2 separate regions of the Homo sapiens genome follow, and region 2 is linked to region 1. Evidence: read pairs that join two places in POLR2A ChIA-PET (ENCODE). Cell type or tissue: PC-3. All regions are shown on one strand. Each heading gives the region's core, and the rest is flanking DNA. Links, peaks and the distances in the headings are about the cores only. Region 1 has its middle 25 kb from the start of TENT5C. Region 2 has its middle 130 kb from the start of TENT5C.

Evidence for each region. Peaks named below come from ENCODE experiments on the same cell type or tissue, not always from the same donor. Only the 100,000 strongest peaks of a DNase experiment are listed, where the experiment ranks them.
Region 2: POLR2A ChIA-PET joins it to region 1 with 10 read pairs; 1 of 35 experiments calls an interaction of 5 or more read pairs at or near these places.

Annotation. Positions count from the first base shown.
Region 1 is chr1:117,628,551-117,632,948 of GRCh38, forward strand. No RefSeq gene overlaps it. Among named protein-coding and RNA genes, the nearest start is that of TENT5C, 25 kb to the left of the region's middle. RefSeq lists enhancers at 1,758-2,308, 2,309-2,859. In PC-3, for the core only: no CTCF peak of the experiment used is centred there; DNase peaks (open chromatin) are centred at 2,281, 3,091 and 3,941; H3K4me3 peaks cover 1,147 bases; H3K27ac peaks cover 1,809 bases.
Region 2 is chr1:117,736,394-117,740,791 of GRCh38, forward strand. No RefSeq gene overlaps it. Among named protein-coding and RNA genes, the nearest start is that of TENT5C, 130 kb to the left of the region's middle. In PC-3, for the core only: no CTCF peak of the experiment used is centred there; no DNase peak of the experiment used is centred there; H3K27ac peaks cover 314 bases.

The sequences.
Region 1 (4,398 bases), core at 103-4,102:
TTGGGCTCTTTTTCAAGGTGCCCAGCTAACTTAAACTAGGCTTCGTTGTTGACCACAGCCTTTCAGCTAATACCCACGGCAGGTGTAGTCTTGCAGTTCGCCTTTGCTGGCACCTTGTTTAATTCAGTCCCTTTAGCTCCTAGCCCACTTCAACAACAACAAAGAAAACAACTTCAGCCATACATGTACAACTACTGTAGTTTCTTCACATTTTTAAAGAAGTATAGAAGTGAACAAGTGATACTTGGAGTGGTTGATAGATGTTTGAAGGGTATAAAGAGATGCTGTAGACTTTGGTTAGCAACCTTCCTCCTCATTCCTTTGATCTAATTCACAACAACCCCTGCCCACCCCAAGTCTTGCCCCTTCCGTGGCCTCCCTTCTTTGTGGAATTTCTTTGAAATCCTATGGCATTCTCCTAACTGTCCTCATGAAACTTATGTCTTTGGCTGTGTAAAATCCTTCATCCCCTTGCCTCCACCTGTCCCTGCTCCTCCTCAAACCTTTCAGCCAAGGATGTGCATGCTCTGGAGTCTGGTAGGTGTGGAGTCCTTCCAATCACTTCTTTGGCATGTTTACTCAATAAGTAACCCTCACTCCTCTTAAGCCCTGACTGCCAGCTCACACTCTCCATGTTGCCTCTTCACTCCTCCCTTCATTCTGCCCATCCACATCCATGTCAGTGGCCTCTTTAGCTTTATGATGGACTACCTCTGTTCTAGTCATCTACTCACATCGGTTAGACACTGTCTGGATCTAGAACTGTTCATGAAGGCTGGGGTGACATTCTTCTCTTTTCACTACAAGAATTGGGATCATTGAAGAGCAATTTTCTGATCTTATGCTTGCCCATCAGCCATCCCCACGATCTTCTTCCTCCCCATTTTTACTGCGTGTACCTTCTGAAATGTTCCTTGACTCTGCCCTCTTGGTTGCCTTCAGCTCTTGCTTGGGCTATTTCATGAGTCTTGTCTCTATTTTTCTTGACTCTGTCAAGGGCTTTTTCTAAAACAGATGTGCCTGGGCCCCTCCCATACATTAAAACCTGTGTAAGACCCTACTGTGCAAGAGCAGATGTCAGACTCAACATGTCTGTGCAAGAGCAGATGTCTGGAGCTAGCTAGCCCCAGTCTACCTTCCTATCCTTTGACCTACTATACTAAGCTGGCCTACTTGGAGTTCTGGAGCACACAGCTTCTTCCGTGCACGTGACCCCACAGCAGGCTTCTAAAATCTCAGCTAATCCTCACCTCCTCTGGCTTACCAGGCCCTATGTCTGCCACCTCCCCCTTCCTGCTTTTTCTATTCGTGTTCTTACTGGGTTGCATCAGCTCTTCACCCACATTGTGAACACCTGCGTGCTTCATTCTCTGCCCACTTTTCACATAACTGGCATAGATTTGGTGCTTCAAATGTTGAACTGGATGGGTTTTCCCTGGAGGACTTGTCCTTGGGCCATTAGCCACTTAGAGGCTGAATCCTGGATATTTACCTGAATGTGTTGTAATGCCTCATTTTGGTGCCAGAAACCATTTCAGTCCCCTTGTCCAGACCAATATTTATACGCAGGACAACTTGTGTGGGATGTGCTGGTGCCCAGCTTCCTGGAATGAGTAGTCATGTCCCGGACACTAACACAATTGAACACAAGCTCTTGGCCCCTGAGCAAGGTCAGTACTAAGGGTTGCAGTCTTCACGCTCAGCAGTATTATTTCAAACTCCCCACCCACCCAGTCCTCCTGGCAGACCTATCCTTCTGGTGTTTTAGTAGAATTCCTCTCATGCCATCCCCAAGTGTTCATTCCTCAGCCTTGGAATGAAGCTCCCGTCGTTGCCACCCGGGACCTCTAGGGTTCCAGAAGTACACTTCTAAACGAGCGGGGATTCTTTTTCTCCTTCACTGTCCGAGTAGTCGCCTGGGCGGGATAGTAATGCGCTTGGTTGTAATCTGGGGTTAGTATCAGCTGGAAGATGCTGAGAGCATCAGCAGGACCTGTGGGGGTTTTCCATATGACCTCTGAGCAGCCAGAGCCTCAGTGTGATGGTGCCATTCTGCCACCTTACCTTGGCCTGGAGCCTCATCCTCTCCAGAGGCCTTCAGCTCCGTATGCACTTATGGCAGGTGGAGTCAGAGGCAAGTCAGGGGTGGTGCCCAGACTGGGCTGAGTGGTCTACCCCTGCTCCCTGCCTAAAAGCTGAGTCAAGCGACTTCCTGTCCGAAGTGACGGCATTGGACCTGGGGCCACGGTGCTGGTTTCCTGCCTCCTGGCCCTGTGCCTTCTGCAACACGGGACTGTGTCCTTCCCTGGGGATAAATGCTACCTAGAAGCATGTGCTGCCCTGGCGGTGAGCCACTCCTCAGTACTCTGACTGTCATCACTCTCTCAAGCAGGTTTCTGTCAGTGCCGCCCAGAATCTAGGGAGCTGGAGCCTGTCGGGAGGCTTGGTTTCATACCATTCCTCACCCAGCTCAGAGCAACGCAGGCTACCTGTTCTGGCCATGACTGGATCACAGGTCTCCCAGCTCAGGGCATTTTCACCACAGCAGGCCATCCCAGGGCCACCTTTTACTTAGGAAGTTTCCGAAAATGGGAAATGTCCCTAAGGGAAAGGCATGAGAAGCTGGAGTCGCTGCCTTTCTTTCGGGTGCTTCCCTGGAAAAAAGGTATCCGAGGCTATAGTGTTCGAGAGAGAGAGAGATGGAGACGGGCAGCACCACAGCAACTTTGGCCAGGCTGTTTTCAGCCATTTCAATCCATCCCTTCCATATGGATAGTAAATGAGGTTTTTCTCAAGAGGCCTGTTGGGAACTAAACCCATGAGAAAATGGAATGAGAACTCCTCACTTTAGACTAAGGCTTTAGGTTGACCAAGTACACATTGCATATACATAGCTTGCAGGTCTCAGAAACGTGAGCTAGGTAGCAGTGTTTCCACTGTACACAGGAGCCAGAGGCTCAGTGCGCCTCTGAGTTGCCCAGGGTTACGTATCTTGTAAGAGACAGAGCCCATGCACAAAGATTTGACTGCAAAGCCTGGTTCCCCCACTATTACAACACTGAAAACACTCTGTAAACTATAACTCACCCTGCAAATATTAGTTTTTATGTCAGCCCCCTCTCAAGGGCCTAAGAGGTGTTGAGTTGCCTGGTAATAGATCCGTTTCCACTTATCCAGGAAAGGAATTCCTTGGACAAACCAGCAGCTTTCCTCAGACAACCCTCCCTTTGTGAATCAGGTGTGGGGGGACCCATTGCAGGCTCGTTAACATGTTTGGGGAATGCTCATGGAGCACCAGGTCCCATGCTAAGCATTAGCATTTAATCTTCCAAAAAGTCTGAGATAGGATGATTAGGTTTACAGGTGAGGAAACCTAAACGTCATACAGCTGCTGCAGCCAGCACCTGGCTCTGGGGTGTCTGACTCCCAGGCTCCAGCTGTCAGTTCTTTTACAGTATGCTATTTTGTCTTTGTCCTGCATTTTACAGGGTGGCACATGGAAGAGGCACGGGAGAGCAAATATCCTGCCTTCCAACAGAAGCCTTTCAAGAGGAATGAGGAGGAGGACAAAGCCACTGATTAAATTGATTAGTTAAAATTAAAAATTAAGCCAACTGATGAAGTTAAAATAGGGTGCCTATTGTGGTTGGCATGGCATTTTAAATTAGAATTGAAATGGAAACAGCATCACAGTTTCCCCCACACCTTATCCAGGCAGCCATGTACTATGGGGGTATTTAAACTACCTGCAGGCTGGAGAGGAGGGCGGGGGAGTGCAGGAGGGCTTTTGCAGAAGTCAGGAAACCAGCTCACCTGCAATGCTGAAACAATGAAACCAAGAAGGGAGGGGAGTCAGAAAACTAATAGCACAACCCTAAGCAGTTCCTGGAGTCAAACACCTGTGGTTTTTCATGCACTAAATATAGTGGAAGTTGGGTCATCTTATCCTTAAATAAACACTACAGCTAGCAAAGACTTTTTTGAAAAGAATCTTTACATTGGCTCAGGTAAGCGGGAGCCTGGGAGAAGCAGCGCTTGGGTGGCTGTGAATGGTCTGCGGCAGCCTCTGGTCCTCATATCCCCTGCTATCTCAGGATCCCACACAAAACATTCCTCTGTGGTTTTTTCCCTGCTCTTAAGTCAACTGCATGTACCTTGTTGTCCCTGTGCCCTTCATCCCCTCCCCCTACCGTGAGAGATCAGTTTCCTTGGCCTTCACCTGATCTGACCAGGAACAGCAGGAGAGGTGCTCCCTCTCTCTCTCTAGCTCTGGCAAAAGAGGCAGCTTTTCAGCAGGCTTATTTTCCATCCTACTTTAGATATTACTGAAAGGAAATGAACTCTTCTTTGACTTTGCCTTTTGAATTTTGGATGCTGCTGAATCGGGCACAGTCCCTC
Region 2 (4,398 bases), core at 245-4,244, 110 kb after region 1:
CTAGATTTTCTTCTGGAAGTTACATAGTTTTAGATTTAGCTTTAGATCTTTTGGATCATTTAAATTTACATTATTTAGATCTTTATTATATATTTATATCTTTTAGACTTAGATCAGCTAGATCTTGAGTTAATTTTTGAATTAATTCTGAATATAGTGTGAGGTGTGGATTGAAGTTATTTGTTGTTTTATGTAGATATCCAATTGTTTCAGCACCATTTGTTGAAGAGATATTCTTTCTCCACTGAATTGTCTTTGCATTTTTTTGAAAATCAGTTGACCATATTTATTTGGATGTATTTCTGGATTCTCCATGGGATTCCATTGATCTATTTGTATATCTTGATGTCAATACCACATTGTCTTGATGACTGTAGCTTTATAATAAATCTTGAATCAGGAATGTAAGCCCTCCAATATTGTTCCCCTCTTCTTAAAATTGTTTTGGTTATCCTAGCTCATTTGTATTCTTATATAAATTTTATAATAAGCTCGTTAATTTTTACAAAAAAAGAAGCCTAATGGGATTTTGATTGAGATTATGTTAAATCTGTAGATCAATTTGCAGTGAATTGACATGTTAACAATATTGAATTTATTTAAAATACTTAAATAAAGAGAGAGATATAGCAGGCTCTTTCAATCTAGGAGCCTGGTATATCTCTCCATTTATTTAGGTATTTTAAATGTCTCTTTTCAACATTTTGTAGTTTTCAGAGTACACATATTGTTAAATCAGTCCCTAAGCATTTCATATTTTTATGCTAGTGTAAATGGTATTGTTTTAAATTTCCTTTATCAATTGCTTATTTCTAATACAAAGAAATGCCATTGATTTATGTATATTGGCATTATATTCTGCAACCCTGCTAAGCTTATTTATCATTTACAGTACCATTGTTGTAGATTACTTAGGATTTCCAACATAGATGGTTATGTTGTCTGTGAATAAATCTAGCTTTACTTCTTTTTCTCCTTTTTTTTTTTTTTCCTTTAAGACATGGTCTTGCTCTGTCACCCAGGCTGGAGCACAGTAGCACAATTACAGCTCACTGCAGCCTTGACCTCTTGAGCTCAAGGGATCCTACCTCAGCCTCCCAGGTAGCTGGGACCACCCATGGATGCCACCATGCCTGGCTATTTACTTTTTTAAATTTTTTGTAGTGATAGTGTCTCCGTATGTTGCTGGCTTTACTTCTTCTTCTCCAATCTGTATGCCTTTTATTTCTTTTACTTGCCTCATTGCATTGGCTGGGACCTCCACTATCATGTTGAATAGAAGTGGTAGGAATGGACATCCTTGCCTTTTTCACTGTCTTAGGGAAAAAGTATCCAGTCTTTCTATAGCAAATATAAGCCATAGGGTTTTGTTTTTTCCATAGATGCCCTTTATCAGGTTTAGAACTTCCTTTACATCTCTAAATTGCTGATAATATTTTTCCTGAACGGGTATTAATTTTTGTCTAATGCTTTTCCCATGTCTATTGAGATGATCGTATGGTTTTCCTTTTACATTTAATTTAATAATACAGTTAGCTACCTTGATTGGTTTTTTAATGTTAAGCCAAGTTTGCATTCTTAGGATAAACTCCACTTGGTCATAATCCATTATATTTTAACTTATTGTTAAATTTGATTTGCTTAAATTTTGTTTAGAAATTTTGCATTTATGTTTATGAGGGATATTGTTCTGTAGTTTTCTTGTTATATTCAGTTATTTTTAGGCAGGTTTAATAGAATCACTGTTTTCTCCATTAAGAAGGCAAAGGGAAATATTCTGAGTGTCTGAGAGGTCTGAGTGTGTCACTGACATCTGTAACATTTTAGAGCCCCAGATGTTCATACCAATATTTTATATCATTTTTATACATAAAGTTACACTAGTAAAGAAAAAGCAGAAAGGAAATTTCCCAAATTGTAACAGTAATTTCTCTTGGGTAAATTAAAGGTCTCCAGACATTTGAGGAAGTCCTGCAATAGAAAAGAGAGACATGAAAATAAACCAAGAAAATAGCTGGAGAAAAGAAAAACATTTATTTACTTACCGTTCTTTTTTTTATTCCTTTAAAATGAAATCCTTGTTGCAGAAAAAACTTTTTAAAACTTATAATTATTATTCTTCGAATGATTTTGAGACATATCAAAGCCAGCAAACAAGATCAGAATCAAATGAAAAAGGGACAATCATGGAACAGAAAGAAGTTATGGAAAATAAAAATATAGTTATTATAATGCAAATAAATGATTCTAATATTACAAAGTAGGTATATTAGTCTGCTAGGGCTACCATAACAAAATACCACAAACAGGGTTGCTTAAAGAACAGAAATGTATTTCCCACAGTTCTGGAGCCTGGAAGTCGAAGGTCAAGGTGTCTGCAGAGTTGGTTTCTCCTGAGGCTGCTCTCCTTGGCTTGCACATGGCCCTCTTCTTACTGTGTCCTTACATGGCCTTTCTTTTGCACATGCACATTCTTGATGTCTCTTCCTCTTCTTATAAGGACACCAGTCCTATTGGATTATGTTCCCACTCTTATGACCTCATTTACCTCAATTACCTTTTTAAAGGCCCTATCTCCAAATACAGTCACATTGGGGATTAGGGTTTCAACATGTGTATTTTTGGAGGACACAGACTGTCTATAACAATGCGGAATTGGAAAATACTGTCATGGTGAATGGAAAAGAAATAAAGTCATGAATACTTTATTTCATTCCTTTATTCAAGGAACTTAAAATACTGACAACTACATTGGAGGATCTAGATTGGCAAAGATGGAGCTAGAGACTTAAATCTCATCCAGGAGAGCAGAAAGTCAATGGGTATGACTCCAAATTGGTAAATTAAGAAATAGTGGTAGAGGCAGATTGTATATCCAGAATAAACAGTTAAAAGAGTTAAACGTGGTTATCTCTAGGAAGCATCAATAGAGGTGGGCAGTGTGTTGCTTTTCATTATAAATATCTCCTTACCATTCAGGCATGTTCATGTATTTGATTAAAAAATTAGCAAAAAGCACTATTACCAAAACAAAACAAAACAAAACTGTGGCCTCTCCATCTGTTCTGTTCTTTTTCTTCCAATTAGGTCCTTCTTCGATATTTCCAACAGCAGAGGCCACTTTTGCAACCCAGGACCAGGAGTTACAAGCTCAACTCTCATTCAGTGTTTCCGCTTTCCTCTCTATCCCTTTTTGGTTTTATTTTTGTGCAAATTTATTTCCACAACAGATTGTGGTTTCCTTCAAAGATTTATACATGGCTCACCTCCAGTGCCTTGACAATAACCTGGCACATGTAGATGCTCAGAGTATTTGCTTTTAGAACACAAGTCTTGTTAACCTTCTAGAGAACAGTTCTGCTCAGCATCACATCATCAGCTGTGTCCCAGCCCTTGGAACCAGTATAGAGAGAGCCTCATTAGAATCATTTTAAGGCAAAATGCTTAAATTTCTTTTATACATTTAAGAATGTGATACCAGCAAACACTATTGGGAATGACTGGGAGAACTCTTACCTACTTTACTAAAACATGAAGTTGTTAACCATATCTATATATCTCTCTATATATCTTCTGCTTCACCACATTCATCTATCAGTTTGTCCTCAGTGGGCCCTATCATCTGTAAAGCTTTGTGTCAATGCATAATTTTGTAAACTATGTTACTGTCCTCAAGATTACAAACTGTCCTCAAGTGTGGAAGTCAAGGTTGTTCCATAAATACAGAATTTATACTACAACAACTATAGAGAGTATACAGGTTCCTTTGCCTTGATAAAATTTATGGGTTTGCTTAAAACTAAATGAGAAGTTAATTTTTTGTTAAATAAATCATATTGCCTCGTTGCTTAAAACTAAATGAGAAGTTAATTTTTTTGTTAAATAAATCATATTGCCTCATCGCTTAAAACTGCTATCTCAAGAGATTTCTTTCCTGCATTTCTGATTTATGGTGACTTGATGGCAGTATTTGTGACTAGTTCTAAGTTTCCTGCCAGTCCCGCCTCTCCTGCAATCTGTAAACAATGCCCTGGTCATTCTGTTCCAAAAGGAATGCTCTGTGGAGGCTAGAGAGCCTTTGGGAAGGAAAATAGTCATTCTCTGCACAGTCTGTTTGGTGTGAAAGGTACTGAAGCACCTGGCCAGGGACTTTGGAGCAGGCGATCCTCTGACTTCTCCCACTGGGAGTGCTCCTACGCCTGGGTTTTCAGCATCCAGATGCTCAGATTCTCAGGCTATTTCCAGAGTCACACAGGAGCCAGATCAGGATGGTGGGAGAAAACAGTGGAGAGCAGATGATTTGCTCAGTATTCTCCCTGTGGGCGTGGGCTAAGTCTATGTACTTTATGATTCAAAAGATATTTATTGAGAACTTACACAGACCTTTTGGAGACTCCA